2 separate regions of the Homo sapiens genome follow, and region 1 is linked to region 2. Evidence: read pairs that join two places in POLR2A ChIA-PET (ENCODE). Cell type or tissue: Panc1. All regions are shown on one strand. Each heading gives the region's core, and the rest is flanking DNA. Links, peaks and the distances in the headings are about the cores only.

Region 1 (14,999 bases), core at 3,153-11,152, 54 kb before region 2:
TAGCCACAGTGGCTCCTTTAGTCCTCCACTCAGGACCCTTCCTCTGAGCCTACAAATAATGCAGGCTGGCCTCTCCCATTCTCGACCCTCATTTTCCCCCATCAGCCCAGCGCTCCCTGTTCCCTCTAGGATGCTTCCAGGAATATACAGCACCGTTTCAGAGAGGATTGAATTGCATGGCTTCTTGAGCAACCTGGAACACTTGAGCCAGCCAAATTTCTGCTTTATTTCAGACCACCAGGTATAACAGCAGAATTCTTCATCCTGATTAGAAAGGTGTTAGTGTGCAGTCCATAGAGAGAGAGACATCATGGTTAAGAGGCAGGTTCAAGAGCCTGGATACCTCAACTCCATCCTGGCTGTGCCACTTACTTTCTGGTGGTGGTGGGGAAAGTGCTTCATCTCTGTTTTCTCACCTCTAAAATGAGGCTGATATTAATAGTTCCTACCTCACCGGGATGTTATGAAGGTTAAATGAGATCATCCATCTGAAGCACTTAGAAAAGTGTGTATGCAATACAAACCTTCATTATTATCCGTATTTACAGTTTACAGAGGGCCCCACCAGAAGTGTTAACTCTAATTTACAAATATAAGAGGGTGCACACACACTGGCTCCCTTTTCTCAATTTAGGATAGCACTTTCCACTTCACCTTTCTATCTCCAGGAGGCTCTTCTCTGCCCCCTCATGGAAACACTTCCACCAAATCCCACTGCCTCTCCCCCAGCCCACAAAACTGATCATTTCCCATGCCCTCCTGGCCGCTCCGTATTAATCAGCACAGCCTGTTTCAGATGTCCCCCAAAACTTAGTGGCTCAACACAACAAAGGTGAGTTTTGCCTTCAGAGTCCAATACGAGTTGAGTGTAGCAGACATTCTGCTCCACTAAGGCATTCGGGACCTGGGCTCCTCCCAAGTAGCTCCACTGTCTTTCAGGGCCTTGGAGTACCACCCTGGGTCCCCTGCATCCAACAAGCAGACGGGAAGAAAACAGGGGGAGGATGGTATGGCAGGTTTTAGGACCGAGCCAGGCAGGGCTGCTCATCCCTTTAGCCCACGTTCCACAGGCCAGAAAACCAGCCCCATTGTTAGCAGCAGTGAATCTGCAGGGGTGCGCAGCAACTTGATTCTTGCCCTCTCAGAGGAAAGAATTCGGCTGCGGGGGCAGAAGTAGTTTTAAGGCAGAGGGAGAGACCGAGGCAAGTTTTAGAGCAGGAGTGAAAGTTTATTAAAAAGTTTTAGAGCAGGAACAAATGGAAGTAAATACACTTGGAAGGGGGCCAAGCAGGTGACTTGAGAGATCCAAGTGTGCCATTCAGCCCTTGACTTGGGGTTTTATATGCTAGCACAGTTCCAGGGCTTCTGTTTCTCCTCCCTTGATTCTTCCCTAGGGGCGGGCTGTCCAGGGCTGTCCACTTGTGTGGTGGCCTGCGGGCACTTGGGAGGGGCCACATGCACAGCATGTTTACTGAAGTTGTGCACATGCTCATTTGAGGCATTTCTCCCCTTACCAGTAGAGTGTTCCTAGAGGAAGGTCATATACAGGTTAAACTCTGTCATTTTGCCTCTTAGTGCCCAGGCTAGAGCCCACTTGCCCAGCTCCTGAGATCTTACCAGGAAGCGGCTGCTCACCAGCTTCAGGTGTTTTCTATTAGGAGTCTTCCTTTCCTTGGTGCCAGCTATGCCCTATTATTATTTTAGACTGACAGTTAACAACTGCCTGACCATCACCTGATGGTTGCCTGACATTCCTGTGGGCGGGGGGGGGGTGGGGAGTCCTCTCCTGTCCTGCTCATGTCTGCTTAGCTACCTACTCTAACACTATGACTCCACCTTACAGTAGTGGAAGCTCAGAAAGATAGCCTTTCCAGCCGGGTGCAGTGGCTCACGCCTGTAATCCTAGCACTTTGGGAGGCCAAGGCGGGCAGAGTTCAGGAGTTTAAGACAAGCCTGGCCAACATGGTGAAACCCTGTCTCTACTAAAATACAAAAATTAGCCAGGCATGATGGCAGGTGCCTATAATCCCAGCTACCTGGGAGGCTGAGACGGGAGAATCGCTTGAACCCAGGAGACAGTGGGTGCAGTGAGCTGAGATCATGCCACTGTACTCCAGCCTGAGTGGCTGAGCGAGCCTCCGTCTTAAAAAAAAAAAAAAAAAAAAAAAAAAAAAAAAAAAAGATAGCCTTTCCATGTGTCCAGGAGGGGAATCAAACCTGTTTGATGAACATATTGTATTTTTTCTGCTACCTGCTCCTGAAGCAGAGGCTTTTCTGGGAGAAAACTTGAATCTATTCTCTTCAGGCCATTCTCTTAGAAAATAGGCCCAAAGTGATACTCCATGTTTCCCTGCAAATCCTGTAGCAGACGATGTCTCATCATCAAATCCTGCAGGCAGACATGGGAGAAAGAAGGTGGTCTTCGGGAGAGACGGAGCTGGTGCTGCTCTCAGCTCTGCCACTCCTTGGCAGCTCAGCTTCCTCCTTTGCAGGATGGAAGTGGGGGCATGGAGGACTTTGAGCATTGGTGACTACATATATGAAGAGTGGCCAGGGATATTACTGTCCTTGGCCCTGCTTCCCTGTTCTCCCGTCCCCCAACCACCTCACACCACCCCACACCACCTGTCCAGAGTCAGGGCTGCCGGGACAGGCACAGTTCTTCTGGCTGCCCGGGTGGTCTGTTTTCAGCCAGTCAACCCCGCTGACAGGGCAGAAACAATGGGGAAGGGGAATGAGGATCAGGACAGCCTGCGAATGTAATTAAGCGAAAGGAAATCTGAAAACCCAAATCCCTCTCCCGCCCCAACCGATGCCAGCTTGATCTTTTTTGTTTCTGGACCCCACCCCCAATGCACGCCCCCACACTTCATGCTCAGCTGATCCAGATGGTCTGTGGATGCTGAGAGCCAAACAGTGTGGGGAATTGGTTGTTTCATAAGCTCCTACAGACTCTGTCACTAATTGTAAACCCATTTGGGACACATTCTGAAACAAGAGGCTTTTCACTAACCTCTAGTTCCTAAACAAACAAACACAAATCAGGGTTCATGCTTTCTCTCATTCTACCCTTCCCCAGGCTCCTCCTCACCTTGCTTTAAAACAATTACTTGGGAAACAAAGGGCAACACCCACTTTGTGCGCCCCTGGTAATACCGCAGTCACCTACCAGCTCTGGAAGCAAGAGAGTCATTGTTCTCCTAGCAACACGCACTGCCCCAGCTGCACGTGTTTGGTGCTTGGATTACACCAGCCAGCAGCGGGGGTGTGCATGTTGCTAGGAGAACTTGAACTTGATTCTAAATTTGCAACCTCTCCTCACTGCCACAGCTTTCTTTCAGCTGCAAACAGACACAACTCAACTGCAGAATCCACAACACTGGGCCCAACGGGGAAATCCCCAGCCTCAGATAAGACCAGTGTGCTTTCATCCTTTTCTTTTCTCATGTCCTTCTTTCTTGAATTTCAGACAGATAACAACCACACAAATAAGCAAGAATTATGAAGATCCATTGTACAATATCGACTGAGCACGTCCTATTGCCGGCTGCTGTCCTGGTCACTTCAGACACAGCATGAAGGAAACAGACAAAAGATCTTCCCCTTAGAGAGCCTCCGTCTGGGGTAGGGAGGATGATAAGCAAATAAACACATCAGTATCAGTCGGGGTTCTCCAGACAAACAGAGCCAGGAGGAGCTAGATTAGCTCTAAATCTAGATGACATAGATGTGTGTATGTGTACATATTACATATATGTATAAAGGAATTTATTTCAGGAATTGGCTCATACAGTTGTGGAGGCTGGCAAGTCTGAGATCTGTGGAGCAGGCTAGCAGGCTGGAAACTCATGCAGGAACTGATGCTGCAGTCTTGGGGCAGAATTTCTTCTTGCATAGGGAAACGTCGGTTTTCCTCTTCAAACCTCTCCACTGATTAGATGAGGCCCACCAAGATATCAAGGGTAATCTCCTTTACTTAAAGACAACTGATCTTGTTTACCATATCTATAAAATACCTTCACAGCAACACTAGGTTAGTGTTTGCTTCAATAACTGGGTCTTGCCTGGGCGCGGTGGCTCCCACCTGTAATTCCAGCACTTTGGGAGGCAAAGGCGGGCAGATCACAAGGTCAGGAGATCGAGACCATCCTGGCTAACACAGTGAAACCCCGTCTCTACTAAAAAATAAAAAATAAAAAAATTAGCCAAGCATGGTGGCGGGCGCCTGTAGTCCCAGCTACTCAGGAGGCTGAGGCAGGAGAATGGCGTGAACCCAGGAGGCAGAGCTTGCAGTGAGCCGATATCGCGCCACTGCACACTAGCCTGGGCCACAAAGCGAGACTCCATCTCAAAAATAAAAATGAAAAAATAAAAAAAAATAACTGGATCTTATAGCTTAGCCAAGTTTGACACATAAAACCAAGCATGCCAAATGCATGTCCAATGTGTTGGGTAGTGATAAGTAAGTGCAATGGGAAAAAAGAAAGCAAGTGGAGAGGGACAGGGAGCCCCAGGCAGTGGGGCACAGGAGACATACCATGTGAGATATAATACGTCGTTCAATACAAACTTGAAAGAAAAATAAATGAACATACCTAGGCACTGCATTCAAAAAGCACAACAAAATCCTCACTTAGTGACAGATCTGCTTAATCATGACTCTGCAGCACTGGAATTGAGGACAGGAGAGAGGCCGTTTGCAGAGCTCTAATTAATAGCAGCACAGCCAAAGCAAGAAGCAAGTGTTTAGTCTCCGGTCTTGATGGATCTTCAGAAACAGATCCCTGTCTGCAACGGCCTCCTGGCTGAATTCCTGCTTCCACACTCGCCCCTCCCTCCACTACTCTGCTCCCACCCCTGACAGTGGTTGCAGGCACTTGGCCTCTTCTGCCCGCTGCCCCCCCACCCCATCCCTTCACCACCCCCTCCCACTGCAGCTGCAGTCCCGGTAGCCTCTTGCTGGTTCCCCAGCACTCCTTCTCACTTCTGCCCCAGGCCTTTGCTGCTCCTCCTCCACATCCTGGAAGGGTCTCCTCCCAGCCATGTGCCTGGCTCTCCCCACACATCCTCCTCAGAAAGGCCAGCCTTGACCACCCCATAAAATAGCACCCTCGTCATCACTCTCTGCCTCCTTAGCCCATCTTCTTGGTCTTCATAGTGTATATGTTAAATATCTATTTCTCTGTTGATTGTCTTCTCTCACTCTGTTGTTTTTTTAAAATTGTAGTAAAATTACATAAAATTTACCACTTTCAATTGCACAATTCAGTGACATTTAGCACATTCCCAGTGTTAGACAACCATCACCACTACCTAGTTCCAGAACACTTTCACCACCCTAAAGGAAACCCATACCCATTAAGCAGCCACTCCCCATTTCTCCCTCCTCCAAGCCCTGACAATCACCACTCTGCCTTCTGTCTCTGTGGCTTTGCCTATTCTGGGTATATTACATGAAAGGAATCATACAGTATATGGCCTTTTCTGGCTGACTTCTTTCACGCAGCATGATGTCTTCGAGGTTGGTCCATGCTGTAGCGTGGGGCAGTACTTCATTCCATCTATGGCTGAAGAGCATTCCATTGTGTGGGTGTGCCATGTTTTGTTTCTCCATTCATCCACTGAGGGACATTTGGGTTGTCTGCACCTTCTGCTATTGTGAATGATGCCACAGTGAACATACATGTGTGGTGTTTGTTTGAAGGGGACTCTGTCTTGATCATTTTGTGTCCCTGGCCTGTGAACGGACCTGCAGATTAACCTGTGGACAGCTTAATCTTCAGGCAAATGAATAAAAGGCAAAGTTCAGCATCTAATTTAATTTTCCCCAGGCCCCTTTATCAACCTTCTCTGCCACAGCAAGGACCAAGCCTTTGTATCCACACCTAACCAATATCCACACCCTGAGCCAAACCCATCCAGCAGAGCGGCAGGGGTCCAGCTAGGCTCCTCCCAGCTCCCTGCTTCCCAAAGGTAAGACATCCAGGCCATTGAGCCAAATGTGCCCTTTGGAATTCCCATACAGCCCCAGGATTCCCCCAAAACAAAGCACTTTTGTCCTCAGGTAAAGGCTGACTAGTAGGCTAATAAGACTTCGGATATTTCTTTGAATGGGATAAAATCTCAAATTTTATGATTAGAAATCAGACCCTAAGAAACATCCCTGGGACTCGTTTCCAAGGCTGCCATAACAAAGTACCACAAACCAGGTGGCTTAAAGCAACAGAAATTCATTTTCTCATTATTCTGGAGGCCAGAAGCCTGAAATCCAGGAGTCAGCAGGGCCACGCTCCCTCGGGAGGCTCTGGGGAAGAGTCCTTCCCTGCCTCTTCCAGCTCACAGTGGTTTCCAGCAATCCTTGGCCTTGTTCTTGGCATGCAGCTGCCTAATCCCACCTCCACCTCCATATTCACATGGCCTTCCTCCCTTGTATCTCACATCAGCTTTTTTTTTTTTTTTTTTTTTTGAGAGGGATTTTCACTCTGTCACCCAGACTGGAGTGCAGTGGCGCCATCTCAGCTCACTGCAACCTCTGCCTCCTGGGTTCAAGTGATTCTCTTGCCTCAGCCTCCTGAGTAGCTGGGATTACAGGTGCCCATCACCACGCTCAGATAATTTTTGTATTTTTAGTGGAAATGGGGTTTCATCATGTTGGCCAGGCTGGTCTTGAACTCCTGACCTCAGGTGATCCACCCGCCTCCCAAAGTGCTGGGATTACAGGCATGAGCCACCACACCCGGCCCACATTATCTTCTTAAAAGGACATCATTCATATGGGATTAAGGGCCCATCCTACTCCAGCGTGATTTCATCTTAACTAATTCATCTACAATGACCGTATTTCCAAATAAGGTCATATTCTGCAGTAGTTGGGGGTTAGGACTTCAACATATCTTTTCTGGAGACATAATTCATCACTTTGGAGAAGGGGTCATGGAATGCATAGCCTTGATTTTACTAAAGCGTAAATCATTGGTAAGGTATTGGGGAGGGCAGGGAGCTGTGTGCAAATAAAGAAGACCATGCACAGGCAGGGTTCCACTGATGAGGAGAAATGGGCAAGAAACAGGAGAATGGAACCTTCCTCTCTCTTCCTCTGTCTTCCTTGCAATTTAGCTGAGGGCCAAATCTGTACCTTGCAGCCAGCGCAGCTGCAGAACAGGGCAAGGAGGTATCTCAGGTCTCCTAGAGGGATCCTTGGAATGCACGGAGCAGCTCACTTCTCGCTCATAACCCTCCAAGAGCTCCCCTGTGAGCCCGGCTAATGCCCACAGGACCCCAGGCCATCTTCCCTCCACATTCCCGCTCCTATCCCTTCCCCACCTCTCACTCCACACCAGCCACATTGGGTTCCATCCTGTCCTTGAAAATGCCCAGTATGCTCCTGTCCTGGCACCTGTGTCCTCCTGGTCCCTATCCCTGGAATGTTCTTCCTTCCTTCAGAGATCTAAGTGGCTCAAACTGCATTCTATCTGGCCCTCCCTGCCCACCCTATCTCCCTTCCATCCTACCACTTTCTATGCCCCTCTCTTGCTCATTTTTTCCATAGCCCTTGCCACCACCTGATGTACATATATTTACCTACTTACTGTCAGTCTTCCTCCACTAGAATATGCACACGTGATAGAGGGAACATCGTGCTGTGCTCCTCATGGCCATATTCCTGGCCTCCCAGCAGCCTTGGCCTGTATTAGCTGGTCAGTGACCTATCATCAGATAAAGGAAGCTGCTGTGCCACACCAGGTGCTAGAGGAGCTCTGCAGCTGCTGGAGGGCCCCTGCACTGGGGCTAGTGTCCTGAGGGTCAGGGGAGGGGCGGCTGGGCTTTAGATCCCTTCCTGCCTTGGGCACAGGGAAGACCCCAACCCTACCTGGAAGGGCTGCTGTCCAGCAGGCCCCACACCGCCTCAGCAGGCCCCACACGGCCCCACACCTCCCAGAATTGCTTACCTCAGGCTGGGGAGGGAGTGGCCTTGGGTTCACCTGTTTTCTGGCTCTTCCTGGCAGCCTCTGCCGCTCCAGCCTGGGTGGTGGGGAGTCAGAGGGTCCATCTAGGCAGTGCATTTTCTGTTTCCTGCAGCTGCCGCAAAAAATCACCACAAACTCAGAGGTTTAAAATAACACAGTATTATTCTTACAGTCCTGGAGGTCAGAAGTCCAAAATAAGGCTAATGGGGCTAAAATCAAGGTATCAGCGGGGCTGGTTCCTTCCAAAGTGTGGGGAAGACAATCCATGGCCTGCCTTGGCCCCTCCTCCATCTCCAAAGCACAGCCCTCCAGTCTCTGCAAGCGCATCACTTCAGTCTGTGCTTCCCGGATCTTCCTGCCTTCTCCTCTGACTCTTGACTCCTGGGTCCCTCTGATGAGAACCTTTGTGATTACCTGGGGCCCATTTAGATAAGCCAGGCTAATCACCTCAAGATCCTTAACCGCATGGACAAAGTCCCTCTTGATATATGTTAACACTCCTAGTGCCAGGGATTAGGGCATAAACATATTTGGGGGCTGTTATTTAGCCTCCCTCAAGCAGGAAGGGGGCAGCCCTGCTCCCCAACCACTGTCAGGATGTTACTGGAAAGAAGTCCTGATCCAGACCCTAAGACAGGGCTCTTGGAGCTCACACAAGAAAGAATTTGGGGCAAGTTCACAGAGTAAATTGAAAGCAAGTTTATTTAAAAAGTAAAGGAATAGGCCAGGTGCAGTAGCTCACGCCTGATCCCAGCACTTTGGGAGGCCGAGGTGGATCACCAGAGGTCAGGAGTTTGAGACCAGCCTGGCCAACATGGTGAAAACCCATCTCTACTAAAAATACAAAAATTAGCCAGGCATGGTGGCTCATACCTGTAGTCCCAGTTACTCGGGAGGCTGAGGCAGGAGAATCGCTTAAACCCAGGAGGCAGAGGTCACAGTGAGCCGAGATCACACCACTGCACTCCAACCTAGGCAATAGAGTGAGACTGTCTCAAAAAAAAAAAAAAAGTGAAGGAATAAAAGGGTGGCTACTCCATAGGCAGAACCGCCCCGAGGGCTGCTACTGGCTATTTTTATTTCTTGATCATATGCTAAACAAGAGGTGGATTATTCATGAGTTTTCTGGGAAATGGGGCAGAGATTTCCCTAGGAACCGAGAGCTCCTCCCCATTTTAGACATACATGGTAACTTCTGGGCATTTGTAAACTGTCATGCACTGATGGGAGTGTCTTCAGCATGCTAACGCATTCTAATCAGCATATAATCAGCAGTGAGGGTAACCAGAGGTCACTTTTGTCACCATCTTGGTTCTGGCAAGTTTGGGCCAGCTTCTTTACCACATCCTGTTTTATCAGTGGGGTCTTTGTGACCTGCATCTTGTGACCTCCTGTCTCATCCTGTGACTGAGAATGCCTAACCTCCTGGGGATGCTGCCCCAGCAGCTCTCAGCCTCATTTCACCCAGCCCCTATTCAAGATGGAGTCACTCTGGTTCCAACGCCTTTGACAATGACGTGCCAGGCACCTGCCCCACCCTGCTGAGGTGGGACCTTGCCTCCCAGAGTCCTTCTATCAGCTCCTCCTCAACCCCAGCTTCAGATCCCCCAACACCCAACCCCAGGCTTTCCCACAGTTCCAGGACAGCTGCAGCCCCTGGTTACACCTTTTTGCTAAGGCTGAACCAGGGCTGGGCAGTCTCAGGAACTGGCGTCTCTGAGGCCGGGATGGTGGCACCTCCTTCAACTTTGCGGGGAGGGGTACAGAGACAAGGCAGGGATGAGAGCGGGATAGGTTAATGTCTCAAGGTCAGTTTCACACTTTTTTCTTCTGTTCTTTTGCCTCCTGCTTCCTCTCTTCCCCAGAAAACACCCTGGCTTTTCTCCCTCTAGTTCTCCATCCTCCCCTACCTTAGCTAGTGACACTCAGTGCATCCAGCACTTTCCATAGTCAGTGCATGGAGAAGGGCATTCACGGAGTCTATGCTGGGGCTCTCGCTCCCCCCACCCCACCCCACACATGGGAATCACATTCTGAATGATGTTCGATGGGAAAAGAGGCCAAGCACATGGACACTGCCCCACCTCAGCCCAGGGTGACCACAAGAGCTGCAGAGCCAGAAGGGCCACTCCCAGTGCCACCATCATCCCTGATGGCTGTGAGACTCACCCCCACAGAGACTCAGTTTTCTCTTCTATAAAATGGAGATCATCCCTTTCAGGATGACCGTCCCTACCTGTGGTCCCCAAACTACTGTCATAACTCACAAAATATCCATGATATGGAAGAATCGTTGTAACAGCAGAACAAGGAAGAAACAGAGATCATGGCTGCAAGAACCTTAGACTGCATGGGCACCTGGGGCCAGAGGTCAGGGGAACCTACAGCATCCAAGACCAAGCCTTAACCAGGGAAAGCACCAACTTTCACAATGGTTTTATACGCTGGAACAGCCCCCAGGCCCCTTCCATTGTCCCCCCTCAGGCCCCAGCACACCCCACAGGGCCAAAGAAGAGGTCCTCTAACCGCCCAAGGGGTTCACCTTGCCTCCTGCCTAAACAGAGCCAATTTATCAAGACAGGGGAATTGCAACAGAGAAAGAGTAATTCACGCAGAACCAGCTGTGCGGGAGATCAGAGTTTTAATATTACTCAAATCAGTCTTCTGGAAAACTCAGGGATCAGAGTTTTTAAGGATAATTTGGTGAGTCAGGGGCCAGTGAATCAGGAGTACTGATTGGTTGGCCAGGGGATGAAATCATAGGGAGTCAAAGCTGTTCTCTTCTGCTGAGTCAGTTCCTGGGTGGGGGCCCCAGAACTGGTTGGCAGGTCCAGGTGGGGCCATCCAGTTGTTAGAAATGTAAAAACCTGAAAAGACATCTCAAAAGGCAGATCTTGGGTTCACAATAGTGATGTTACCTTCAAGAGTAACTGGGGAAGTTGCAAATCTTACGACCTCTGGAATAATGGCTGGTAATAGTTAGAATTCTAGCCACTGTCATCTTGACTTCATAGCTGGTGGCCTTTCATTTGTTTTACAAGAACAGTTTAGCCTTTTGGGAAGGGCTATTATATAAACTATACACTAAATTCCTTCTCAAAGCTAGTTCAGCCTATACCCAGGAATGAATAAGGACAGTTTAGAGGTTAGAAGCAAGATGGGGTCAGTTATGTCTGGTATCTTTCACTGTCATAATTTTCTCAGTTATGATTTTTGCAAAGGTGGTTTCAGTCTCTAGAGCAATCCTGTCTCTTATTGCCACACACTGGTGAGGCCAGCATTGTCCTTGGAAGAAACAACTTCCCTAGACATTCCACATCCCGTGCAGGCTGGTTCCAACAGTGACAGTCCTTCAGGTGGCTGAGTAGCCCGCAGAGACAGGGAAGTGAGGCAGGAGAGAAAGCACACTTTTTCCAGTCATAACTGCCTGATTCTTCCTATAATTCCTCAGCTGGCTGTGGGGGCCGCGAAGTGATGTGAGGAAAGCACAGAATGGGCCCTCGGGAATTGCTGGTTCTCTCCCCACTGCTGCCCTACAAGGGGCCCCTGCACAAGGCCCTCAAAGCCTCTGAGCCTCCGTCACCTGTTAAACGAGTTGACAAGTGGCCCTGATGAAACTGCCTTTGCAAAAATTATAACAGAAAATTATGACAGCAAAAGAGATCTGATCTAACCAACCCCCATTTTGTCTTTAACCTCCAAACTTTCCTCCATCATTCCTGGGCATGGGCCAAGCTACCTTTGGGAGACATTTAGTTTACAGTTTAAATGGTAATAGCCCTTCCCCAAAACTAAACTGCCTTTGAAATGAAAGGTGGTTTACTAATGAAAATCTATGAATGAAAGGCCACCAGGTTAAGAGGATGAGAAGAGACTAGATGCTGCTGAGGTGTAGACATAAACGATTACTGGCCATTATTCCAGAGGTCAGAAAATTTGCAACCTCCCCAGTTAATTCTGCAGATCACAGCACTATCACAGAACCTAAGACTGGTCTTTTGAGATCTTTTTCAGACTTACCCACCTGGACAAGTGGCTCAAGACTCAGCCAGCCTGTGGCTCCCCGACCCAGAGGTGGACTCAACACACAAGGACTGTTTTCCGCAGCCCTAGGATTGCATCCCCAACCAATCAGCAACACCCATTCCCCCTGCCTGCCAAAATAACCTTGAAAAACTCTAGCCTCCAAAATTTGGGGGAGGCTGATTTGAGTTATAATATAGCTCTGGTCTCCTGTTTAGCCATCTCTACGTGAATTAAACTCTTTCTCTATTGCAATTCCCCAGTGTTGATCTTCAGCTCTTTCTGGGCAGCAGGCAAAATGAACACACTGGGTGGTGACACCATTACCTCATGTATGAGGGCCACCTTGAAGTGACCTGGCACAACATACAAATGTGTTACATAAAAGAACAACAAGGAATAAAGAAAAGAATTGGTTAGGCAGTGCATTCATTTCCTAGGGCTGCCATAACAAACTGCCACATACCAGGTGACTTAAAAAAACAGAAATCTATTGTCTCACAGCTCTAGAGGCCTAAAGTCTAAGACCACGTTGCCCTCAGAAAGGAGCTGTTCCAGGCCTCCCTACAGGCTTCTGGTAGCCTCAGGCATAGATGCCTCGCTCTTCACAGGGTGTTGCCTCTTCACAGGGTGTTGTCTTCACAACATCTTCCCTGTGTGTGCGTTTGTCTCTGTGTCTAAATTTCCCCTTTTCATAAGGACACTACTCATATTGATTAAGGCCCACCCTAATGAACTTATTTTAACTTGATTATCTTTGTGAAGACCCTATTTCCAAATAAGGTCACGTTCTGAGGTACTGGAGGTTAGGACTTCAACATATCTTTCTGTGGGGACACAGTTCAAGGGTTGGTAAACGTTTCAAGGGTTGGACACAGGAAAGGGTTGGTAAACATTTTCTGGAAAAAGCCAGATAGTAATATTTTAGACTTGTGAGCCACTGTCTCTGTCACAGCTACGCACTTCTGCTGTGGCAGCCTGAAAGCAGCCATAGACAATACATAAATGAATAAGCCTGGCTTGTTCCAATAAAACTTTATTTATAACAATAAGTTGTGGGCTAGATGTGGTTGGCAGGCCATAGTCTGCCAATCCCTAGGTTAGAACACCAATTTTAAAACAAGGAAAAAGAGTTTCTGCAGCCTTTCTGAAAGAGGGGACTCAGTCAGGGAACCAGAGATTCGGAGCAAAATCTGAGTCCCCAGAAGTGCTAAGAGGGGAGTCAAGGAAACTCCTGGGGTTTAAGAACGTGGACTCAAAATGCGGGAGGAAGACAGGGCACCCTGGAGGAGTTCCACAGAAGGCCCTTGGCTTGCCCACAGGCACTAAAGGCTGATCTTACAGCTGAGGAAACTGAGGCACCAAACGATCAAGTGACTTGCCAAAAGACACAGCTAGTAGAGGAAGGATTCCATCCCAATCAATGTGATTCCAGGGGCTGAGCTTGTAACCACTAGCAATTACTCCAGAGGACAAAGAAACAACAGAGGATCAGGCACTGGGAGCTGGGTGTCTCAGGCCGAGTTCTTCAGGGGTTGGAGTCACAAGGGTGGAACACAAGGGGGCCAGGGAGTTAGAAAGGGCCAGTAGAAAGCAGCAGCGTGTCAGTCATTAGAATGTGCGGGCATCAGCCTTGCTGTCTAAACATCATCAGGAGGGTCTTTACCAATACCCCCCACGGAACAAAGCTATAACACCTCTCCCGCAGAAGCAGTGGAGATGGGCGCTCTTACTCTGAGTTAACAAAGGTCTTATGAGTTGTGTTCAACATAAACTAATAAATACATACTCAGGGAATCAGTTCACCAGGATTGTAAAGAAATAAAAATAGAAACAAGGTCAGGTACTAATGGGAAGATGCTAATTGTGCTCTGTCATGGAACCTCACCCTTGTTGGCCTGTCATCTTCACACTTCATTGAAAATCCATTAAAACGATTGTGAGGCCATTAACCCTGACTTTCAGGCAGAAGCTTCCCTTGGGCGCAGTTGTGTGACTAGGGTTCTTTCATTAATATTTAGTGTAATTGCTTGAGAGCCGGATAATTGTGATTACAGACTGCCACTTAAATATGGAAGGGGAGCATGAAGATGGGATCTTTTCTTTGCATCTTTTTTATTTTTAATATGTGTGGAATCATCTCCCTCAGGCAAGATAATATATTAAAACTTGAATTTTTAAAACAAAGAGAGGGCTGATTACTCGGTCTACAAAAGAATTCACCACAGGATTCCTTAAATTGTGAGCTCCCAGAGCAATCAAAATTATTTGATTTACAAAATTTCAATCTGCTGGCATCTTTTCCATATTATGACTCTACCATAAAGGTTATATTTGAAAAAAGAAACACAGCTACTAATGAGTGCCGTAGAGGCTGCTGAGTGGAGAATTAAGGCCTGCATTTATAAACAGGGTGACCAGAAGACATACCTTAAGGACACCTTGAAATTCAGCCTTGATGCCTGGGATAGGACTGTGACTTGCTAGGACATGCAGTCAGACAGATGAACCAAGGGGGACACCAATTAGAGATGAGAGGACCCTGAGACCAGTCTGCAACTTGGAGCAACTGCAAGAAGATGCTCCTTCCAGAGTACAGAGGGGAAAACTGCTGCTCCCAAAAAAGATTCTTCCCCCTCTGTCCCTCAGCCCCATGAAATGGGACAAACTGATCCAGTACCACCTCAGATTTAGGCCTGTTAAAAGCCTGGGAGGATATTAACGACCTTCCCCATAAAACAGTGGCTTTCTCTTCTTATATTTTATCAGCTTCCATTGCTCTGCATTTAAAAGGAGGCACACAAAATTGCAATGCCATCCTCCAAGGTGTGTGGCAACAGCCAAGGTGAGTGGAACAAACGTGAACAATGTTTCTTCTGCTCTCACACCACCAACAACATCAATACAGAAGACTTTTGGCCGGGCTCAGTGGCTCAAGCTTATAATCCCAGCACTTTGGGAGGCCAAGCCAAGCAGATAGCTTGAGGCCAGGAGTTCGAGACCAACCTG
Region 2 (14,999 bases), core at 2,385-10,384:
CCCCTCACAAAAAAGAAGATTTAATGACGCATTGGTTAATGTTAACAGCTACCATTCATTCAGTGGTTAGCTGGGCCAGGCATTATGCTAAGTCATTTCCTATAACATCCCTAATCCTTCAAGAGTTCTGCAGGGTAAACATTTTGATCCCTATTGTACAGACAAGAAAACTGAGGCTAAGAGAGGTTAAATGACTTCCCCAGGCATCATAGCTGGAAAGTCAGTTAACACAGTTTATTCCAGGGTTCAAGCGATCCTCCCACCTCAGCCCCACAAGTGATTAGGTCTATAGGCACGCACCACCCTGCCCATAGTGAGACAGGATCTTACTGTGTTGCCCAGGCTGAGCTCAAATGACCCCCCCAGCCCCACCACAACCACCACCTTGGCCTCTCAAAATGCTGGGATTACAGATATGAGTCACGGTGCCCGGCCTAGTTAATACAGTTTAAAGTTTCTTTTCCAGTTAAGATTCTGTAAGTCCTGCTAAGGTGGTGTTGCAAAAGCAGGCACCTAACAATGTCCCCACTAAGGCCTTCAATAAAGCCACAGGCAGGCCAGGCGCGGTGGCTCATGCCTGTAATCCCAGCACTTTGGGTGGCCAAGGCAGGCAAATCACATAAGTTCAGGAGTTTGAGACCAGCCTGGCCAACATGGTAAAACCCCGTCTCTACTAAAAATACAAAAAAATTAGCTGAGTGTGGTGGCACATGCCTGTAATCCCAGCTACGCAGGAGGCTAAGGAAGGAGAATTGCTTGATCCTGGGAGGCAGAGGTTGCAGTGAGCCAAGATTCCACCACTGCACTCCAGCCTAGGCGACAGAACAAGACTCCATCTCAAAAAAAAAAAAAAAAAAAAAAAAGCCACAGGCAGAAGCTTCCAATTCAGTTCTCCATTGCACATGCCTGTGTTGCTTTTTTAAACATCAAGCTCCCAAGTCCCCTCCTCTGGAGGTTCTGATGTACCCCAGCCTCTCCGGAGACACTTGTGCAGGAACAAGAGCTGTGAAGCAGGGCAGACTCGAGTTCCCAGTACCAGTCACGTGACATGGGAAAAGCTACTTCCAACCCTTGGAGCCTCAGTTTCCTACTATTAAAAAAAAAAATGGAGATAATAATGTTTGCTTTACCCATGTGTCATGAGGAGTCTAGGCTGCTTGGCACAGTGCCAGGTGCTCCATAGGTGCTCTGCTGACGTCAGCTCCCCTTTCCTGCCCTTCAGAAACCTGATGCTGCAGCATCCACACTTCAGAGAGCTAAAAAGAAAGGGGCATAGCCCATGGATACTACTCCAGTTAAGCTGACCTTTGGTTCTGGCCTTAATCTAAGTCCGTGCACCCTGCCCCAGGGTCAGGCAGCTCCCACAGGGCTGCAGGACAACAACAAGCCGGCGTAGGCTGGGGGATTTCCAGGGGCGGGACCTCTGCTTTCAGAACTTCCACGGAAAGGCCTCAAAACTGACCAGCTCCACCTGCAAAAGGTCACTATCCAGGCTGGCTGAGAGTCTCTGGAAACCTATCAGTCCATCAAACTGTTCCCCAGTCTTCCTTCCATCATCTGCCAGAGCCCGTATTTCCAGAGCCACCTCTACCAGCTGCCCCTCTGGATGCAACAGGCCCGCCCCCAGGTTCAAGCCCTCCTGCCTGGCCCAGCCGCCATGAGCCCCTCAGGCCATTCTCTCCTGCCAGCCCTAGGCATTTCCCAACCCTCACCTAAAACCCATGTCCCAATTTAAAAGGCAATGAGTGGCTTCCAAATACACCCTTACCTGTTTACTCAGAGTTGACTTTGAGTTACCTGGAAGATGCGCCCACTCCCAATAGCCTGGGTGACAATCTTTCCTTTCCACCTTTTTAACAGAGGACAAGTGAGTTCCAGGAAATGCCTGGAGTGCCTAGCTACCTCTCTGGAGTACACTCAAACCCACACTCATTCTCGCTAAGCAACTTGGCGGAGGCCCTGTTTCACAGGCACCATGCTGGGCACATCTGCCTTCCTCAGCTCCCCTTCTTGAGAAACTGGGAGGTAGGTGCCGGTATCTTTATTTTATACATGAGGGGACTGAAGCATTAGGCCATCTGTATAAGCTCCCACATCTGATGAGTGGTGAACTCAGGATTTAATCCCAGGACTTCTGGGTCCCAGACAAGAGCATTTTCTACTCCACTGTGTCTGCCTCTAAAATCTACCTCAGGCCAGGCGTGGTGGCTCATGCCTGTAATCCCAGCACTTTGGGAAGCCAAGGCAGGTGGATTACCAGCGATCAGGAGTTCAAGACCAGCCTGACCAACATGGCAAAACCCTGTCTTTACTAAAAATACAAAAATTAGGCCGCACAGTGGCTCACGCCTGTAATCCCAGCACTTTGGGAGGCCAAGGCAGGCGGATCACAAGGTCATGAGATCGAGACCATCCTGGCTAACATGGTGAAACCCCATCTTTACTAAAAAAAAAAAAAAATACAAAAAATTAGCCGGGCATGGTGGCAGGTGCCTGTAGTCCCAGCTACTCAGGAGGCTGAGGCAGGAGAATGGCATGAACCTAGGAGGCGGAGCTTGCAGTGAGCAGAGATCGCGCCACTGCACTCCAGCCTGGGCGACAGAGTGAGACTCCGTCTCAAAAAAAAAAAAAATACAAAAATTAGCCAGTGTGGTGGCGCCGCCTGTAATCCCAGCTACTCAGGAGGCTGAGAAAGGAGAATGGCTTGAACCCAGGAGGCAGAGGTTGCAGTGAGCAGAGATCGCGCCACTGTACTCCAGCTTGAGCAATAGAGTGAGACTCCATCTCAAAAAAATAAAATAAAATAAATCTACCTCAAATCTATTTCTCACCCTCTTTGTTGCCCCCATCCAAGGGGGCACCTTCCAAGCCACCACAGCCGAGGCCTGGGTGACTATAATGGCCTCCCAACTGGTCTCCCTGTTCTCACTCTTGGTCACAACCATCCATTTTCCACAACAGCCAGGATGGTCCTTCTCATGAAGTGATCATGTTGCTCCCCTGCTGCACAAAAAATAAAATCAAACTCCTCCCCATGGCATATAAGGCCTGTGTGATCTGTCCCTTCCCCCTCCCCGCTGTCCCTGATACCCCTTCCATTCTTGAAGTCTTTTCCTACTCTGGGATCTTGGCACTTGATGTTTCTTCTCCTTTCCTCTTGTTGCTCCGTATATTACTTTATTTTATTTTCTTCATAGCATTTATAACTATCTGAACCTTTTAAATTTATTTACATCTTGGGTGTTTGTCTGTCTCCATTGACCAATGTAAGCTTCACAAGACAATTTTATCATGCTTTCCATGGCACCCTTGTGCCTGGAACAGCACCTGGCCAATAGTAAGTGCTCAATAATTATCCACTGGATGAATGAATGAGGAGGTCTCCCTAAGGAGACCTCAGAGATGATGGGGCTGAAAGACATCAGAGGAGAAGAAAGCTGGGGCAGTTTCACCTGCAATATGTTCAACAGAAATGGCCCCACTGAGCCTCACAGTCAGCCATGCGACAGTGCACCTCGTGTCTGGGACAGAAGAAAGATGGTCAATGTGTGCCCCAAAAGAGGGAACTATTTGGAAACTGGGAGGGTAAAGAAATAATAAAAATGTTGGGTTTTGTAGTGGTGGCTGTTATTTTTTAAGCCCACTCAAGGGGGGTTTTCTGCAGTGGCTCAACATAAGCAAACACTAGAACTAAAAAAAAAAAAAAAAAAAAGAGGAATTAGAAAACTGGAAAGAACTAAATGCTGCAGCTAAAATGGAATAGGTTCCCCAGAGTCTGATCTCATGTGTGTGGGCTAACATGACTCTTAGGGAGGCCTCCTCCAGAAGAAAACAAAGCAGAAGGAGGAGGAGGAGGGAGGAAGAGGAAGGAGGAGGAGGAAGAGGAACGAGGAAGGAGGAGGAGGAACAACGAAGGAGGAGGGGGAGGAAGAGGAGGAGGAGGAGAAGGGGAGGAAGAGATGGGGGAGGAAGGAAAGGGGAAGCAGGGAAGGGGAGGAGGAGAAACAGCAGCCACCAACAAGGCAGCCCAGTGACCATAACATGGGAGTAGTCCATTGACAGAAGTCCTTCACACTGATGGTCACATGGGGAAGTCTCTGTCCATGTTCCTAGCATGCACTCTGACTTCAGAGAGACACTAGTATAAATAGGGTGAGAAGATGTAGGGTGGAAAGCAATCTAGCACCCATGTGAAAACTCAAGTCCCTTCTTCCCACCTCCTGCAGCCTGGTCTGAGCCCCTCCTGTTCTGAAAGCTGTGCTTGGCTGGGCTCTCCCTGCTGCAGACTGTCTGAGGATACTCAGTGCCTCAGAAGACATGGGCCACATCTCTCTGAAGCACCGATTCTACTTGATTATTTGGTGGAAGGTATTTTTATTAAACAGAGATTTTGTTTTGCCATAGATGCAAAACGTACATGACTTTTTTTTTTTTTTTTTTTTTTTTTTTTTGAGACAGGGCCTCACTCTGTGGCCCAGGCTGGAGTGCAGTGGCACCATCACAGCTCACTGCAGCCTCAACTTCTGGGCTCAGGTGATCCTCCACCTCAGCCTCCCAAGTAGCTGGGATTACAGGCATGCACCATCACGCCCAAATTTTTATATTTTTTTGTAGAGATGGGGTTTTGCCATGTTGCCCAGGCTGGTCTCGAATTCCTGGGCTCAAGCGATCCTCCTGCCTCAGCCTCCCAAAGTGCTGGGAATTACAGGTGTGAGCCACTGTGCCCGGTCACAATGAACGTGAGTTTTTAAGATAAGATGTGAGTTTTTCATACATTTTACACCTGTAGTACTTACTACAAATTGCCCAAAGGGCATTTACTCTCTCCTGTTTTTCAGCAGTATTAGGAAAAGCAGTATAGTGGTTAGGTGCATGGGCTCTGGGACTGCACTGCCTGAGTTTGAATCCAGGCTCTGCTTGTATGACCTTGGACAAGTTACTCCACCATTCTGTGCCTCAGTGTCTGCATCTGTAAAGTTGGGATGATAGTAATAGCACCATCCTCATAGAACTAGGTGAGTTCATGCATGTAAGGTGCTTGTTCAGAACAGTGCCTGACTCACGGTGAGCACTAAGTGTCAGTTATTTTATTACTCTGGTAGACAGGCTGAGAAGCTGTCAGAGCCCACAACAGCCAGTCCCTTGCCACCTTGAGCTACCTTCTCTCCCCAAAAAGAGTACTGGTAACAAGGGGGGTGGGGACAATGGTCTGGCTCTTGGGTGTGACTGATGAGGTACAGGCACTAACTAGCAGCTGTCCCAGACACACGGCGCCCCCTCCAGAGGGGTGGACATGAAGGAACCATGGGGCTCACTTCAGGCCTCTGCCACAAGCTGCTTCCCTTACCTGGAAGGCACTTCCCAGCTGTTCCCCATCACTGTCTTCCCCTTTCCCCCACCAACTCCAACCCATCCTCAGGACCAGAGCTGGGACTAAGGACACAAAGTGTAAGGGGGCACTCACTCCCAGGGTCATGCAAGTGCTCAGGCCTCGGCTCAGCTCTCATCTTCTCCAGGATGCCTTCCCTGAGTCCCATCCATCCAAGTCTTCCTGGTGTCCCTCACTGCACTCACCTCCAGTCAAATGCCATTGTAACCCATTGCCTTGTCAGGCTGCCCCCTGTGCATGAGCTCCTGGGGGTCAGGTGCATTTCCTCATTCTTTTTCTACCTATAGAGCCTCACACTTGGCAAGCACAGAGAAGGCACCCGATAAGTGTTTGGTGAATAAGTGTTGAATGGATCATTCTCTAGGGGATCCCAAAGCCAGCAAAAGTAAAATAATATGTTCATCTCCCAGGTAAGAGACTAGAAAAGGGGCCAAGGAAGGGAGAAGAGAAGGAGGGGAGCATGGAGAGAGCGCTAGGAATTGGATGATGGTAGAAATTCTCCTGACCTTAGGAAAGACACCCAAGAACAAGGGAGAGCACTCCCTTCTCCTCCTTCCTGAGAAGCATGGCATTCTGGAATGCACCCAATCATTCCTTCATTCATGCAATAGTCCTGTGCTGGGCACCAGCTGGCACCAAGCACACTGCTGAGCAAGGAGACAGGGAGGGGAGGGCCCTGCTCCAGGCTCCTGGGAAAACCCGGGGCCCAGCTCTGTTTCTGCTTCTCTCCATGCTGAAATGGGCCACGGGGGCATAGGCCCAATGTGCCTGGTCGTGGAGTCACAATGCTGTCAGCCTTCAGGCCACTTTGTGACAATCCTACCGTAGGAATTGTGCCTCTGGAGAGACACAGTAAGGTGTGATGAAAACGCACCACAAGACCAGGCACAGTAGCTCCTGTCTGTAATCCCAGCACTTTGGGAGGCCAAGGTGAGAGGATCATTTGAGGCCAGGAGTTCAAGACCAGCCTGGCCAACATGGTGAAACCCTGTCTCTACTAAAAATACAAATATTAGCTGGGCATGGTAGCACATGCCTGAGGTCCCAGCTACTCAGGAGGCTGAGGCAGGAAAATCGCTTGAACCCAGGAAGCAGAGGTTGCAGTGAACCGAGATCATACCACCGCACTCCAGCCTGGGAAACAGAGCGAAATTCTGTCTCAAAAAGAAAAAAGAAAACACATCGAGTTGTGGGGACTTGGGCATCACTGATCCTCTTGTCCTGGTCCCCTATCCCTTGTCTACTCCCTTGTCACAGTCCTGATAGGCCTCCAGATAGCTAAGAAAAGAATCCCCACACTGGATAGCCTGCCTGTAAATAGGAGAGGCCAGAGGAGGCAGGGAAGGAGCAGATAATTCGCCTGGACTTGATCCCTAGGTGTGGCCCATAACCGCGGAGTGACTGTGGGTCTGCCATCTAGGCTTTCTGTGCCTCAGTCCTAGCATTGTGGGTTAAGTGACATAACACATGTAAAGGGCCGGCATAGAGTGTAGTAGGCTTCAACAAATGCTAACTCTCTTCCTTTGAATAATGAACTACACAAGATATACATAGTTTTCTAAAATTTATTTTATGTTGCAGTGTCTCCTCGACTTAAAACACTATTTTCTAAGGCTGTTCATTTGTCAAACAATGACTACAGTTGCCAAGCATCCAAAACTCCAATTCTGGTCAGCAGAGCCCCACGGTCTGTTCTGGGGACAGGTAGCAGAAGCGAGGGGCAATACCTCCACCTGGGGCATCTGGAAATGCTAACACAAAGGGGTGAAACTGGGGCTAGGTTGGAAGACACAAATAGAAGTTGGGGGGATGAGCAGAGATGGGTGAGAACAAGGGAGGCCAGAGAGAAAGAACAGCTTGAGCAAAGCATGTGGCAGACAAGAGGTGTGGCACACTCGGGAAACCACACACAGGTCACCTGCCTGGGGGACAGTAATGTGCAGGAAGATTGGATAGGAGATGTGGCACTGCAAACAATCAGGGTCCAGTCCAGAAGGGCCCTTCAACGAACATAATGGGTTTGCATTTATCTTGACAGAGAGGTACCTGCAGCAGCAATGTGGATGGGAGAGGGTGGGGAGGCTCCAGGCAGGGAGCCCAGGCTAGAGGCCATTCTGATAACCAGGCTGATACATGATTCAAGCCTGGATTAGGACAGTGGCCCAGGAGGGGAAAAGAGATGTTTAAGTGGTAAGAGAAACAGACCTAGAGAGTAGGAGCAAGAGAAAGGGAAGTATCTAGGAAAACATCCACATTCCAGGCAGCTGCACTGAGACTATTTACTGAGACAAGGGAACCCTGGAGGAGTCAAGAGCAGTGAACTTGGTTTTAGATAAAATGAATTTGAAATACTTAAAGGAGGCCGGGCGTGGTGGTTCACACCTGTAATCCCAGCACTTTGGAAGGCCGAGGCGGGTGGATCACCTGAGGCTCACCCCGTCTCCACAAAAATACACACACACAAAAATTAGCCGAGCATGATTGCGGGTACCTGTAATCCCAGCTACTCAGGAGGCTGAGGTGGGAGAATCGCTTGAACCCGGGAGGCAGAGATTGTAGGGAGCCAAGATCACGCCACTGCACCCCAGCCTGGGTGACAGAGCAAGACTCCATCTCAATAAATAAATAAATAAATAAATAAATAAATAAATACTTAAAGGACATCTAGGTGGTGTCCCATAGAACCTGCCAGCAGGATGAGTTCAAACCCAAATCTGGTGAGTATTCACTGTGTACTCTTAGGCCTCCACAGTTCTGTTTTCTTATCTGTAAAATGAGGCTGCTACCTACTTCATAGAATTATTATTTTTGAGCCAGAGTCTCACTCTGTCATCCAGGCTAGAGTGCAATGGCACAATCTCGGTTCACTGCAACCTCCGCCTCCCAGGTTCAAGCGATTCTTGTGCCTCTGCCTCCTGAGTAGCTGGAAGTGCAGTCATGTGCCACCACACCTGACTAATTTTTGTAATTTTGGTACAGATGGATGGGGTTTCACCACATTGGCCAAGCTGGTCTCGAACTCCTGACCTCAAGTGATCTGCCTGCCTCGCCCTCCCAAAGTGCTGGGATTACAGGAGTGAGCCACCTACTTCATAGAATTATTGAGAGAATGTGGGCTAAAGAAGATAGCTGTGGAAAAGCACCAAGCCTCTTAGCTGGCACACGGTGGGAACTCCATGAATATTGGTTGAATCTGAAGATGACTGTGATCATGGATATTTCTGTGTTAAAGTGCTGTCACCACGAGTGTGTGGGCAGCTTGGTTCTTTTCATCACACGCCGTTCCAGCTAGGTGGAGAGGACTGTGGTCAGGGTTGCTGGGTGGCCAGCTGCTCCTACTCTCTCGTTCTGTTTTTCTTACCACCCAAACATCTCTTTTCCCCTCCTGGGCCACTGTCCTAATCCAGGGAGTTCTTCATGTCCACCTCCTCAGCCCCCACCCCTGGGACAGGCCTTACCTCTTCCAGATCCCCTGCAGCCACCCTGCCCAACAGGATTCCAAAGACTAGAAGAACCTCCCCAGCCTGACTCAGGCAAACTGAATGCCCTGTCTCAAACAAGCAGGGGCCCTGAGGCAAGTCTTGCTCTGGGAAAACAAACAGGTTTTTATTACCTCCACCTTAAGACAAAGCCTCAACCTCTGGCTGCTGTGAGACACTCATTCCCAGGAAGAAAAATGACCTCTAATTGCAGTAGTACATGTGACACCTCCCTGGTAGACTGTGAGCTCCCTGAGGGCAGGAACTGGGTCCTACAGGTCCTGATTTTCCTCCTAGCCCCTAGCACCTGCCAATCTGAGTACATGGTCAAGGAAGGTTTGTTGGGTTTTCATGCCTGTGTGTTTGGTTTCTGCTTCTGAGCTAGAGTCTCTTGCCAGGTAAGCAGAGTAGATGCACTCCTCAAAACTCAATAGGAAAACGTCATGCTGGGTCATGGTGAACAGGATCCAGGACCAAAGTCCCTGCTGCTTCCTTCTCCTCCTTCCCAACTCCACACCTGCCCGAACTTATGACAAAGAGACCGAGTGTCTTGGGAGTAGATTCCCAAGTCATGCCTAAAACAATGCATTAGGTCCTTGAATAGATACGATTTGGGTTACTAACCTCCAAGTCACATCCCCTTCATCAATAAATCAAGGCAACTCCAAGAACTTTCTCCTCCCCTGTGGTCTCACACACTGGTCCATGGAGCTCTGGAGTGGAGCAGAAGACACTAGGGCCTGTTCCCTAACACACTCACGGCACTTTCCACTAAAAACAAGCCAGCTTGGCTGGGCACGGTGGCTCACGCCTGTAATCCCAGCACTTTGGGAGGCCAAGGTGGGCGGATCACCTGAGGTCAGGAGTTCAAGACCAGCCTGACCAAGACGGTGAAACCCCGTCTCTACTAAAAATAAAAAACAGGGTGTGGTGGTGCATGCCTGTAATCCCAGCCAGCAACTTGGGAGGCTGAGACAGGAGAATTGCTTGAACCTGGGAGGCAGAGGTTGCAGTGAGCCGAGATCGCGCCATTGCATTCCAGCCTGGGCAACAAGAACAAAACTCCATCTCAAAAAAAAAAAAAACCAAGCCAAATAACACAAGTTCACCTTCCAGCCCTCTGAGTCTTCTCTTCTTCTGGGTCACCTCTTAGGCTTCTCTGGTCAGTACAAGGTGGACACCTGTAAGCTGCTTCTCATCCCAGCCAGCTAAGCCACAGTACACAGGAACCAGCCCCGTTCCCTAAACAAGTCATGGGATTCAGCAAAAGGCTTTCTCCCAGACCAGCCTCTCCTCCCCATGTGCCCTGGGCTGGCTGGGTCCCTCATTCAGTTACCAGACGGACTGCCTTTGCATCTGGACGGGCCTCTGACCTTCCCAGGTGAGAGGTCAGTCATTCAAGGCCTCCACTTGGAGAACAATCAATTTCGAGTTCAGAGATTTGGGGGACCTAGGGAGATTTTCCTAAATGAGATCCCCTGCTTCCAGCACAGACTCCTAGTTGCCTAGCAACTGTAGAAAGAGATCTGGGAAATCTGGAGCTTACTCCACAGCCCCCTGTGCTGTGATGAGCTCGTGTGGCCCACCTAGGGAGGAAGGCACTGCAGCTGATAATTATCAGGAGTAACAGCCATAATCCCAGACCTGCTATTACTGTGTTTACAGAGGAGCAATTACTGCAGAAGCTCACACCACTGGCCTTTCCCAGGCCCTCACCCTTCCCGCCCTGTGCTGACTAAGGGAGTAGAAATAGCCTCCAGCCTTTCCCAGGAGTAGAAGCTACAGCCTCACAGAGCCCCGGGGTGCTCTGATACCGGTTCTGCCACTTAAGCTGCTCTCCAAAGCTGTGAGTGGCCCTTAAGGAGGAAGGACGTGAGTGAGGCTCAGGGCACACACCCTTGGCCTGGCTAAGGGTAGAGGTGTCCAGTGGCAGGAGAGCCAGAGATAGTGCTTGGGGAGGCAGGAATGCTGGTCTTCTAAGAGCATGCTGGGCTTTTTCTCTTTCCTTCCTAAAGCCAGTGGCCTGCTCACCGCCCTTCTTTCTGAGCAGCTCTCTCAAGGCCAGGCTAAGGACAAGGCATAGATGTGGAGCTGAAAGGTTAAGCTCCCTACCCTCCACCCCTGCTGGTCTCCAGAAGGGGACAATTGGAATTCAAATATCCAGTGTCATGAAGCCAAGGAGAGAGGTGGCATAGGAGTCTATAAAGCCAGCCCACTAGCTTCTCTCTCCTGGGAACTCCCTGGTTTATGAGCTGCCAACCCGAGCTTCATGGGTGAAAAAAGCACCCAGACTTCCAGAAAATTGTCTGAGAATGACAGCCTTCCAGCTCTGCCTTCAGTCTCCATCCCCCATGTCCTGCATCCTGGATCTAGCAACAATATTCTGATGCACACCATCTCTTTTCTTTGGCTTCTCTCCCTCCATGACACAAAGGCCAGAGTATGATAGCCTGCCTAGAAATCAAGACCATGATAACTAATTAAAGTCATAGACTTCCAGACTGTTAAATCTTAGTGTGGCATTAGACATGATCTAATCTAACATCCCCATTTTATAGACGGGGAAACTAAGGCCCAGAGAGAAAGGCAGTTGATGTACAATCACACTGCTAGTTAGTGGCAAAACTGAAATCAGAGCTCAGACATCCTGTCCTTGCTCAACTGTTATTTCCAACATATGAACCTGCCCTTTGACTCTGATTGCCCTTTGGGTTCAGGCCACAGAGAAGATTATTTTTAAAAAATCGGTGGGGCATGTTGGCTCCACAGTTTGGGAGGCTGAGGTGGGCATATCCCTTGAGCACAGGAGTTCAGGACCAGCCTAGCCAACATGTCGACACCCCATCTCTACAAAAAATACCAAAAAAATTAGCTGGGCATGGTGGCATGACCTGTAGTCCCAGCTATAGGGGGCTGAGGTGGGAGGATCACTTGAGCTCAGGAGGTCAAGCCCAGTGCAGTGAGCTGTGAGCATACCACTGCATTCTAGCCTGGGTGACAGATCAAGACCCTGTCAAAAAAAAAAAAAAAAAAAAAAAAAAAACGCCTGGGTGCAGTGGCTCATGCCTGTAATCCCAGCACTTGGGAGGCTGAGACAGGCGGATCGCTTGAGCCCAGGAGTTCAAGACCAGCCTGAGCAACATAATGAGACACTGTCGCTATAAAAAGATTTTGGTTTTTTTGTTTTTCAGGATGAAGTCTCACTCTATTGCCCAGGCTGGAGTGCAGTGGTGTGATCTCAATTCACTGCATCCTCCTTCCACCTCCCGGGTTCAAGCGATTCTTGTGCCTCAGCCTCCTGAGTAGCTAGGATTACAGGCACCAGCCACCACGCCCAGCTAACTTTTGTATATTCAGTAGACACAGGCTTTTGCTATTGTCTAGGCTGGTCTCAAATTCCTGACCTCAAGTGAACCGCCCATCTCAGCCTCCCCAAGTGCTGGTATTACAGGCGTGAGCCACCACGCCCAGCCTCTATGAAAAGTTTTAAAGTTAGCCAGGCATATTGGCGTGTGCCTGTAGTCCCAGCTACTTGGGAGGCTGAGGTGGGAGGATTGCTTGAGTCTGGGAGATCGAGTCTGCAGTGAGCTATGGTCACGTCACTGCACTCTGGCCTGGGAAACAGATGGAGACCCTGTCTCAAAAAAAGAAACAACAACAACAAAAACTAGTATTGTAGGACTAGATACTAAACACTTTTAACTTTCCCAAAAGTTTTTACAACAGGGTTCTTATCCTATCCTCAAAGCATTGTTTTCAGGTAAATGGAGTTAATAATATTACTCTAGCTGCACAGGTTGGGAAACTGGCCAGAAAAAGTCCCATTAAGTTGAGAAAGATATGTTAAAAGTGGGTAGAAGAGTTCATGTTTGCTGACTCCTTATCCAATGCTCCTTCTACTATACTCCTTGCCTCCAAAAATTCAGCCTTGTTACTCAGAAAAACCTAGCTAACCAAATAATACTGTCACAGAGGCCCCTTCAGAGAAAAGATGTGGACACCAAGTCAGAACCAACACTGCATTTTAATGCTGAGCTAACATGTTTCCTCTTGCAAGTCACTGGTTCCTGGCTGGTCTTGAACTCCTGACCTCAAGTGATCGGCCTGCCTTGGCCTCCCAAAGTGCTGTGATTACAGGCGTGAGCCACCATGCCCAGCTTTTCCCGTATTCTTTCCTTATTTCTCTTTCTCTTTTCACTGCCCCTTTCTTCCCCAGCTTCACCACATTTTTGGGGAAGAGCGTTTCTACCTCTGTTGAATCCCACTCCCAGTTAGGAGAGATGTCGGTGAGAACTGTCCGCTCAGCATTTCTGGATGCCTCTGTTGTAGTTGTTAGTGAGTGGGACCCTCTAGCACCTGTTGCAAGCTGTAGGGTGTTCACCAGGAAGTCTGGCTTGTTAGAGCAATTACCCACTGCTAGCCTTGGCCTCTCTGCCCTGGACAAAGTATTCTTTGCTCAGATTCTTGCAAACATCATGAGAAAGAGTGGTTCTCACACCTTAGAGAGCATCAGAATCACTTGGAGGGCTTGATGAGCAGATTGCTGAGCCCTATTCTCAAAGTTTCTGACTCAGCAGGTCTGGGATGGGCCGGTAATTTGCATTTCAAGTCCTCAAGAGATACTGATGCTGCTGGTCCAGGAACCACACTTTGAAAACCACTGTGATAAAGGACACAATTCATACACTCGGTGGACCGTGGGCCTGGAGTATGGGAGGATCAGATAGCTGGAAAGGAGGGTTGGGGCTGAGGATGAGTGTGACCAAATTTGGCCAGCCAGCTACAGCAGCTCCTCCTGGCTTTCTCCGTGTACTCTGGTGTCCTCCCACATCCCAAAGATGCACGTGTTGGGTGAATTGGCATGTCTCCATGATCCGAGTCTGAGCGAGTGGGGATGTGAGTGTGCCCTGCAATGGAATGGCGGCCTCTCCAGGGTCAGTTCCTACTTTGTGCCCTGAGCTGCTGGGATAGGCTTCAACCCTAAACTGGAAAGCAGGTTAATAATTATCTTATTTTTATTAATCTTTCTTAAATGTATGCATAGCTCACATTTATTTCAGTGTTTAATATTAGAAATGTTTTGAGTCTTTATTAAGAAGTTTAGTGATGGCCAGGCACAGTGGCTTATGCCTGTAATCCCAGCACTTTGGGAGGCCAAGGCAGGTGGATCCCTTGAGCCCAGGAGTTCGAGACCAGCCTGGGCAACATGGTGAAACTCATCTCTACAAAACATACCAAAAAAATTAGCTGGTCAGGGTGGCATGCCCCTGTGGTCCCAGCTACTTGGGAGGCTGAGGTGGGAGGATCACCTGAGCCCAGGAGACAGAGGCTGCAGTGAGCAATGATCCTGCCACTGCACTCCAGCCTGGAAGACAGAGTGAGACCCTGTCTCAAAAAAAGAAAAAAGAAAAGAAAAAGTTTCGTGATATTTTTGTGACCAGAAATATTCCATAGGAACTTAACTCTTGTTTATATCAATTAGTCTGTGGTAAAATTGATTTCAATATGTCATTTTGCTTAAAGTCACAGTTTCCAAGAACCCATCGATCACGTTAGCTGAGGACTTACTGCACACTGAATGTCTGCATATGCAAGCAATATATACGTGTGACTATTTCAATGCTCATCCCCAGATGAATGTAACAAATTGGGAATTGGGCGCCTAGAGATGATTGGTCCTGGCAATTTAGGCCACAATTCTCTCACTGCCGGTCTCCCTTTCAGTTTTCACTCTCTCTCCCCACCCCTCTCAGCCACTTCCCTCCAGAGAAAGTTCCCAGCTCTTCAGATTGCTCTGCTTGTGCCTGCACAGCCAGTAGCTGGCTAGGGGGCAGGGAAGGGAGGTCCGCGGGGGGCTGCAGTGAGAGGAGCCTCAGGTCTCTAAATGCAACTGACCACAAGGCACAGAGACCTGACGGTGGGCATGTAAGGAGTTCAGGGACTTGCTAGCCAGGTGGGAGCAGGCCTTGGGCTGCCACCAAAAGGAAGGAGCAGGGCAGGGACAGGGAGGTGGAGGGGCTGTGGATACAAAGGCACAGCACCAGCTGCGGCTATCATCTGCTGACAATTGCCTCTTTCCCCTCCCGGGCTACTTCAGAAGGCCCAGTCAAAGCCAGATGTCTGCCAGATTT

The links. Peaks named below come from ENCODE experiments on the same cell type or tissue, not always from the same donor. Only the 100,000 strongest peaks of a DNase experiment are listed, where the experiment ranks them.
Region 1: POLR2A ChIA-PET joins it to region 2 with 8 read pairs; 4 of 35 experiments call an interaction of 5 or more read pairs at or near these places.

What each region holds. Positions count from the first base shown.
Region 1 is chr1:181,168,417-181,183,415 of GRCh38, reverse strand. LINC01732 (long intergenic non-protein coding RNA 1732) reads right to left here and starts at 8,932. Exons shown (of 3, transcript NR_125966.1): 1 at 8,841-8,932; 2 at 7,950-8,079; 3 at 1,208-1,527. RefSeq lists an enhancer at 928-1,427. In Panc1, for the core only: no CTCF peak of the experiment used is centred there; no DNase peak of the experiment used is centred there.
Region 2 is chr1:181,113,453-181,128,451 of GRCh38, reverse strand. No RefSeq gene overlaps it. Among named protein-coding and RNA genes, the nearest start is that of IER5, 32 kb to the right of the region's middle. In Panc1, for the core only: no CTCF peak of the experiment used is centred there; no DNase peak of the experiment used is centred there; H3K27ac peaks cover 2,899 bases.